Regions from separate parts of the Homo sapiens genome. Here regions 1 and 3 are each linked to region 2. Evidence: chromatin contacts called from ENCODE Hi-C or POLR2A ChIA-PET data. All regions are on one chromosome and are shown on one strand. The core of a region is the stretch at or near the end of the contact, and the rest is flanking DNA. Distances in the headings are between cores, read along the strand shown.

Region 1 (2,700 bases), core at 89-2,588, 570 kb after region 2:
CTGCGCCGCGGCCGCCAAGCCGGCGGGGGCGGGGCGGGGTAGCGCTGGCCGCGGGGTCCCCGGGGCTCTCCCGGGCTGCGGCGGAGGCGCGGAGCCGGCCAAGGGCGCACTGAGCTCGCGGAGCTCCGGGGCCCCGGGGCCTTTCTGCCGCCGTCGCAGCGTCCCCGCCTCCTCGGGCCGCTTCGCCCCTCTCCTCTTCCTCGAGTTCTGGCCCCACCAGGAGCGGAGCGAGTCTCCGATGCCTGCCCCGCGGCCCCCAGAACTGAGCTGGAGAAGCTTTGGGGTGAAAGCTGGGCCCACCCTACAGGGACCCCAAGTTTGCGGAGCAAGAGTGGATTGGCGGAGAGCGCAGATGGCAATTCTCACCCGCCTTAAAAGTACCACCTTAAAATTCTCCCCATGGGATGGGAAGGTGGCCCGCTAATGTCCGTTCCTACTCTTCGTTTTCTTTTTAATTTTTCAGACAGGGTCTCGCTCTGTCCCCCAGGCTGAGCGCAGGGGCGCGATTTCGGCTCACTGCAGCCTTGCGATTCTCCCAGGCTCAAGCGATCCTCCCGCCTCAGCCTTCCCAGTAGCTGGGACCACAGGCGAGTGCTCCACTACGCCCGGCTAATTTTTGTATTTTTATTCTTTTGTAGAGACTGGTGTCTCGCCATTTTGCCCAGGCTGGTCTCGAACTCCTGGCCTCAAGCGACCCTCCAGCCTCGGCCTCCCAAAGTGCTGGGATGAGAGGTGTGAGCCAGTGCGTCGGCCCTTTACCATTCTTTAGATTCTGCGATTGTTTTTTGAAAGTCCTGAGCATTCATAAAGCTTTCCGAGGAGGGGTGGGAAGAGAGTTAAGAGCGGTAAACAGCAGATCCACCCGGGGCTGGAGGAAACACCGTGGAACAGAGACCGTCTGGTCTCATTCAGGTGAAGGAGCTCGGCAGGGGAAGAGGTCAGCATCCCCATTCCAGCGAAACCCACGGGTTTTCCTAGCAGTCCCCTGTGTGCACAGCTTTCTCTTCACAATCGACCTCCACCCCAACTTTTCCAAACAACACGGGAGCCCATCCCCAAATGCTAATGCTTCTGCGGGAAAAAAATGAGAAGGGGGAAAAATGTATTCCCCAGATCATGAAAACGCTGCACACCCTTGAGCTCAGAATGCAGGATCTAAATCCGCAAGAACAGGATGGAATGATGTGGGAAGGTCTTCCAGGAAGAAATCTGATTTTATTCTGCTTCGACTGCTGAACAAAGTAAATCAAATAGCACGGAACTCAAGGCAGCCTGAATTTTGTGTAGAAAAAAATATCTCTTGTTTGTCAGAGGATCCTTTGAAAAGCATCCAAGGACGCTTGTGTTTCCAAAGCGGCTGTGACAGGTATGCAGGCAGACAGCAGTGGGAATGCAAAGGCTTGTGCCGGGTAAACACTTCTCATGAGTGTTTCAGCTTTGGCATTGCCTTTATGCCAGTTATTCTGGCAGATCACCACTGCCAAAGAAATACCTTTATAATTTTCTAACATTGATTGTCAGCAGCACTATAGAGACCGTAATATTACACGAAGTACCTTAATGATCTAATGAATAAAAACATTTTGTCTGGATTTCTCTTTGGTGCCTATCAGCACAGATAGGGGGAGGAGTGACTGATGTGTGAGGGGGAAATGTAAGAAACGACAATTAATGACACTTGCTATGTCCCTTTTTTACTTTATCTTATGATCTGTATGCAGTGGGTTTTTTCCTCCCTGGATATATAATCTCTTCTGATTGAGCTTTTATGTTTTTGCCTTTCTTTGGGAAAATAACAATGTTAGTAAGTGTACTTCTGAGCCATACCTGTCTTATCATTTCAATCCACACAACTCTATGAAGTACGTACTGGGATATTATGGTTTTTTTAGAGGGAGATACTCGAGCTCAGAGAGGGCAGGTCATTTGCCCGAGATCATACAGCTTGTTAGTGGCACAGCCTGGATTTCAACTCAGGCAGTCTGACACGAGGACCCTCTCACTTAATGCCCATGCAATACTGCCCTCCTCTGCTTCATAGAAAAGGTGCAACTGTGTAAAGGTGTTCCTGGAAGTAAAAACGTGAGCTTTTGTCATAGATTAGTCACTTGACATCTCAGAGCCTTAGCTTCCTCATCAGTAAAATGACAACTTGGACTAAATAGATGCATTAAAGGCCTAGCCAGAAGTAAAGTTCAAGATTTAGAGTATTACTATGTGAGTATTAGAGTATCAGTATTCTTGCTCAGCATTGTAAGAAATCTTAACCTGGAGATACAGTGTTAGCCACTTCATTGGTTTGTGTGATCTCACCACAGCGCCTTGTTTTAACACTACTTGTGCTGCTTTCTACAACATTACCTCTTCCTGCTCCTTCTAATTAATACTCTTTGCTTTGCAAATGTGATATCTAATCAATTTAATGTTCTTTTTTTTTTTTTCTTTTCTTTGAGACGGAGTCTTGCTCTGTCGTGCCCAGTCTGGAGTGCAGTGGCGCGATCTCGGCTCACTGCTACTTCTGCCTCCTGGGTTTGAGCAATTCTCCCACTTCAGTCTCCCAAGTAGCTGGGACTACAGGCACCCACCACCACACCCAGCTAATTTTTTATATTTTTAGTAGAGGCAGGATTTTACCATATTGGCCAGGCTGGTCTTGAACTTCCAACGTCAGGTGATCCACCTACCTCGGCCTCCCAAAGT
Region 2 (2,700 bases), core at 185-2,684:
AAATAAGTTCCATTGTTACAGTAACTCAAAATCATGCAAAAATAATAATTTTAGTTCTTTTATGAGAGGAAGGCAGAATATATTAGCATTTAATCTGCCTGAAAATAACAGTGACTCACCAGAACTATCTAGATAGCAGTCAGTCATTCAGTCAACAACATTTAAGGCCTACTGCATGAAGCCTTGTTAGCAAGAGGTAAAACTGGTTGGTGGTGGGGGTTCAGCTACATTGGAATATTATAAATTCCTCCATCTTTTTTTTTTTTTTTTTTTACTCTTTTGGTGATGGTTGCTTTTTTTTTTTTTTTTTCCCCAGGAAGCACCAACTAATAAGCTTCTCTATGCCAAGGATATCCCAACCTACAAAGAAGAAGTAAAATCTTATTACAAAGCAATCAGGGATTTGCCTCCATTGTCATCCTCAGAAATGGAAGAATTTTTAACTCAGGAATCTAAGGTATCATTAGAAAGCAGAAATAAGCTTATATTTGGTTACTTTACGTCATTTCAGAATCTCTCAACAAGTCTTTCTTTTAGAAACATGAAAATGAATTTAATGAAGAAGTGGCCTTGACAGAAATTTACAAATACATCGTAAAATATTTTGATGAGGTAAGATTTTAAATAACATTGTTTTTAACCTTTGAATCAGGCACAAGGATGTGGTTATAGCATTCTGTCAGTTTCAGAACAGCTCTGGCATCCCAAAAGGCCAGAAAGGGAAGCCAGGAAGCCTGTCTGAGATGGGGGATCCTGGCACTGAGCCAGACCCTGTACATGGCTGCCCCCCTTACAGTTTTATCATGCTGCCCACATTTGGACCAGCCTGAATTTACATTTGAGTTCATGGGGCCTACAGCCACCCTGACTCAAGTTAACTTTGATGAGTAAGTAGTGGCCCTATTAAATGGGGTCAGCTTATGCTTGATTGTAATTTGCTAAAAATGAAAGCTAAGCTTGTTAAATTGCCTAGATTCTGTATTCAATCGTTATATGAAATTATGACATATTTCTAACTTAAGCGACTATTTCAATAAACCATTCTCCTTTATGATTAATTCTCCTTAATCTGGGTTTTTTTCTTTGGAAATTCAAACAGACACATTCATCAGATGCTTTGTTTCCAAACAAATGTTAACTCCCCCTTCCCTGATTCCCCCCCAATCATGCTGGGACAGGCTATCCATGTCAATGGTGAGAATAGCTCACCAATTCCATTTGCTACTTGAAGATGAAGTGAAGCTCTAAGGTAGGGTAGAGGCAATGAGTTCTTAAACATGATAAGCATCCCTCGTTCCAGGGGTCAGGGGAGAGAAGGGAAGCACGAGGAGGGACTACACTGCCCAGATGGGAGGGAAGGGAAGGATCTGTCTCTGACCAGGATGTCCCTGCCTGCTGCATTTAAGGAGAAATACTTGCCTGCATGTTGGCTGCCCAGGAATGCTTGCTGTGCTTGGAATGGCTGTGACATAATGCATAAAGCAGGGCCTAGGAAGCCTGGCCCCATATTTGTAAGCAAATAGTTGGTATTTCTTGCGAGCTTCTATTTTAAGCCAAGGTATTGTTGATCCTGTGATAAGGACTTAGCAAAACAACTTGCAAAGTGAGTATGTAAATGATGGAAGAAAATGTTGGCATCTGTTTCATACAGATTTTACCACTCACAGCATCAGGTATGCAAAAAACAGAATTGTAACGCTAAAACCACAATATCTAAAATAACTGTTCTAATTGTCAACAGATTCTAAATAAACTAGAAAGAGAACGAGGGCTGGAAGAAGCTCAGAAACAACTCTTGCATGTAAAAGTCTTATTTGATGAAAAGAAGAAATGCAAGTGGATGTAAGCACTCTGGGGCCTGGCTTAATCTGGCAAAGTTCTTCAGACGACTTGGGAGCAAAATGGCTGCTTGAGCTACTCTGTGTCGTTAATTTGTTGTTTGCACATAGGTTCCACTTTGGGCACTGTCTTTTTAAGAGACCAAGGCACATGCACAGCTTTTAGAAAGCATACCAACCCTTGTGCCTGTGTGTATACCGTGGGAACCCTTCTGTAAATAGAGTTGAAGTGGTTGTTGCAAACAGCCTCCTTGTTTACAGAGAATACAAGGCCAGTAAGCGAATGTCAGTATTGTAACTACAGTCTCCACTTAAGCACAATGATATAAGTGGTTTTGTTTGAAAACTACAGCTATGTAGCACTTGTGCTACACTGCACCTCTGCATTGTAAAGGGATACTGCCAGTGCTCAAAACAAAATGTGAAATGAGTCATTTGGAAACAAGGTGGGGGTGTTAGGGCAACCTCGAGGATTTGCAGCATTGAAACTTTCCCCAGTAGTTCTTGGAAAAGCTGACCGCAGAATTTGGTAGTGTACACTTAGCATTTGTGAGTGTGTGTGTGTGTTTAAACCAAAAACTAACAGTGTTGCAACATTGTTGAAAGGGCTCGTGTTTTTCAGTGGTCATCAACTGCACTCCATCAAACTCACCTCCATTTCACCAAGGAGCTCTAAAGTAAGGAGAGTGGGCTTTATTTAAATGAACAGCATTTTAACCAGATACTTTGTCCTAATGTATGTTCCTTTTCTTCATCTGTTTTTTCATACTAAATGTATTTGATAGTGGACATGTTGGATATTATACAAAAAAATCATTAATTCATTTCTGTTCCAAAACCTTTGATCAGAACGATCTGTGGA
Region 3 (2,700 bases), core at 149-2,648, 510 kb after region 2:
GCAGGCAAATCACTTGAGGCCAGGAGTTCAAGACCAGCCTGGCCAACATAGTGAAAACCCATCTCTGCTAAAAATACAAAGATTAGCCGGGTGTGGTGGCTGGGGCCTGGAACCCCACCTACTTAGGAGGCTGAGGCACAAGAATTGCTTGAACCTGGGAGGCGGGCCATGAGCCTAGATCGCACCACTGCACTCCAGCTTGGATCACAGAGCGAGACTGTCTCAAAAAAAAAAAAAAAAAAAAAAAAAAAAGAAAGAACTTACTGTAAAATCTGCTTTGCTTTGTTACTCACTCTTATGAATACAGAGCCAATCACTGGTTCTAGCCTCACTATTATGCTATATTAAGGGAGGAGACCACCCCTCATATTGTCTTACACCCAATTTCTGCCTCCAAATAAAGAAGTAAAAACTAAAAGGCAGAAATGAAATCCACAGGCAGACAGCCCAGCGCTGAGCCCTGGGCCTGGTAGTTAAAGATCGACCCCTAACCTAAGCGGTTATGTCATCTATAGATTCCAGACATTATATGGAAAAGCATTGTGAAAATCCCTGTCCTGTTCCGTTCTGATTACCAGTGCATGCAGCCCCCAGTCACGTACTCCCAGCTTGCTCAATCGATCACGATCCTCTCACGCGGACCCCCTTAGAGTTGTAAGCCCTTAAAAGGGACAGGAATTGCTCACTTGGGGAGCTCAGTTGTTGGAGACGTGAGTCTTGCCGACGCTCCCAGCCGAATAAAGCCCTTCCTTAACTCGGTGTCTGAGGGGTTTTGTCTGCAGCTCGTCCTGCTACAATATTACTGTATATATGTAAAATATGCTATATTACTATATTTTCTCATTTATAAAGTGGGAGTAAAAATAACAGCTACCTCATTGCATTTTTGTGAGGATTAAATTAGTTAACACATGTATAATAGTTATGGGACATAGTGACCACTTAAGAAATGTTAGCTAGTATTATTGTTGTTGTTACCAGGCACTGTTCTGGCTAACATTCTATTAGACCAAGTTAAATATTAGTTCATTTAGTTAATCTGCCCAGAAAAGTATTAATAGAAGCAAGTTGCCCATATAACCTGTCCCCTTGACAACAAAATTTGCCTTCTGAAAGCCATTAATGGATTCTCAAGGTACAAGAATTGCCTATGAATTGTTTACTTTTTAGAATATGATTTCCCCTTGAGGCAGAATATATATTTAACAGGTCCTAAATGTATACCAGAAAGAACTGAATCGCCAGCTTCACTAACAGGTTTCTCTAAAAAGAAAATCAGACAGCAATTTTACCTTCTGTTCAGGCCAGATGATGTTCCTAATCCTGCAAGGTCTGGGGTACTTTCATCTGATAAGAGCCCATGAGCTTCTGAGAGCTTCAAATGACTACTACTTAGGTTAAAAATAAGCACCGAGAAACAAAAACTGAGAAACAAAAGCAGAAGTATTTCTAAAATTGCTCTCTTCGCACTGTCTCGCTGCGGGTACTTTCCTGTCTCTCAGATCACTGACCTTCAGTCCAGCAATTTCCAGTGTCCTGCAGGCTGCTGATCCCAAGATGCTCAGCCACACAAAGGTGTTGCGGCCAAGTAAGGTTGGGGAACCCATACTATACTCCCTTTTGCCACAATACCTTTTTAACCAGACTCCTTTTGTGATAGTAGGTAGCTAGTTAGACCTGAGCAGGGCAGAAGAGGGCTCCCCTGCCCCACTCCAGGAGTGTCAGGCAACCACTGAGGTCAGGCAGTTGTTAACTGTCTCTCTAAAATAATAATTGGGCCGGGCACGGTGGCTCACACCTGTAATCCCAGCACTTTGGGAGGCTGAGGCAGGCGGATCTCTTGAGGTCTGGAGTTTGAGACCAGCTTGGCCAACACAGTGAAACCCCATCTCTAATAAAAATACAAAAATTGGCAGGGCATGGTTGCGGGCACCTGTAATCCCAGCTTCCCCGGGAGCCTGAGGCAGGAGAATCGCTTGAACCTGGGAGGCGGAGGTTGCAGTGAGCCGAGATCGCACCACTGCACTCCAGCCTAGGCTACAGAGCGAGAATCTAAATAAAAGAATAAAATAAAATAAAATAATAATTGGTCACAGCCAGCACCAGAGAAAGGCAGTCTCCCAATAGATAGAAACACCTGAAGCTGGGAATCAGCAGTTTCCTGATAAGATCTCAGGAGTTGGGCCAGTGGGCTCAAGCAAAAAAGAGGCAAAATGGCAAAGTTTAACTGGTATATGACCTTCTAGGAACATTCAACTGGTAAGAGAAGAATGCCTCGAGTGAGCATGCGTACAACTCCAGTAAACATACCGTGCATGCATCACTCCTAAGTGCTGGCAGCCACTGCGGATGCGGAGAGCCCACCCAAGGGAAGAATCAGGAGACAAGGGACACAAGCTCCTGGAAATATGACAACATATAAAATCCCAAGTCAATGGGGAATCCATGCACTTGATCTCTCCAGTCACCCCCTTGGCCCTCTTCCAAGTTCACTTCCTTTCATTCCTGCTGTAAAGCTTTTGAATAAACTTTCATTCCTCTAAAACTTGCCTTGGTCTCTGTGTCAAATATTTTCTTCTGAAGAGGGAAGAATTGAGGTTGCTGCAGACCTGTATGGACTCACCACTGCTAACACCTTTTTCAAGGAATATCTACTAGAATCTAGGTGTTGGAAATGCTGAAATAGTCTAAACTAACCAA

Evidence for each region. Hi-C counts contacts between places; a loop is a spot of excess contacts on that map. ChIA-PET counts read pairs that join two places held with the same protein, here RNA polymerase II (POLR2A). Pooled maps may share reads with other maps.
Region 1: a loop to region 2 is called in a map with no recorded cell type, with 3 times the contacts of the local background. The contact joins two enhancer-like sites. A Hi-C loop is called at or near these places in 3 of 37 single-sample maps with no recorded cell type and 4 of 50 pooled maps. POLR2A ChIA-PET finds 5 or more read pairs at or near these places in 1 of 52 experiments (BJ).
Region 3: a map with no recorded cell type shows a loop between it and region 2 (6-fold over the local background). The contact joins two enhancer-like sites. A Hi-C loop is called at or near these places in 6 of 37 single-sample maps with no recorded cell type and 4 of 50 pooled maps.

Annotation. Positions count from the first base shown.
Region 1 is chr12:94,873,758-94,876,457 of GRCh38, forward strand. No RefSeq gene overlaps it. Among named protein-coding and RNA genes, the nearest start is that of MIR492, 41 kb to the left of the region's middle. RefSeq lists silencers at 1-167, 178-277. Within about 2 kb of position 1,339, at least 3 of the 41 ENCODE cell types and tissues checked have a DNase peak (open chromatin) inside an H3K27ac peak, as active enhancers do.
Region 2 is chr12:94,303,440-94,306,139 of GRCh38, forward strand. PLXNC1 (plexin C1) reads left to right here. Exons shown (of 31, transcript NM_005761.3): 29 at 317-457; 30 at 538-612; 31 at 1,742-2,700. The coding sequence ends at 1,846. It also overlaps a transcript of CEP83 not described here. Among named protein-coding and RNA genes, the nearest start is that of PLXNC1-AS1, 130 kb to the left of the region's middle. RefSeq lists an enhancer at 895-1,774 and a silencer at 2,389-2,488. Within about 2 kb of position 1,435, at least 3 of the 41 ENCODE cell types and tissues checked have a DNase peak (open chromatin) inside an H3K27ac peak, as active enhancers do.
Region 3 is chr12:94,816,798-94,819,497 of GRCh38, forward strand. No RefSeq gene overlaps it. Among named protein-coding and RNA genes, the nearest start is that of MIR492, 16 kb to the right of the region's middle. RefSeq lists an enhancer at 1,244-1,763. Within about 2 kb of position 1,399, at least 3 of the 41 ENCODE cell types and tissues checked have a DNase peak (open chromatin) inside an H3K27ac peak, as active enhancers do.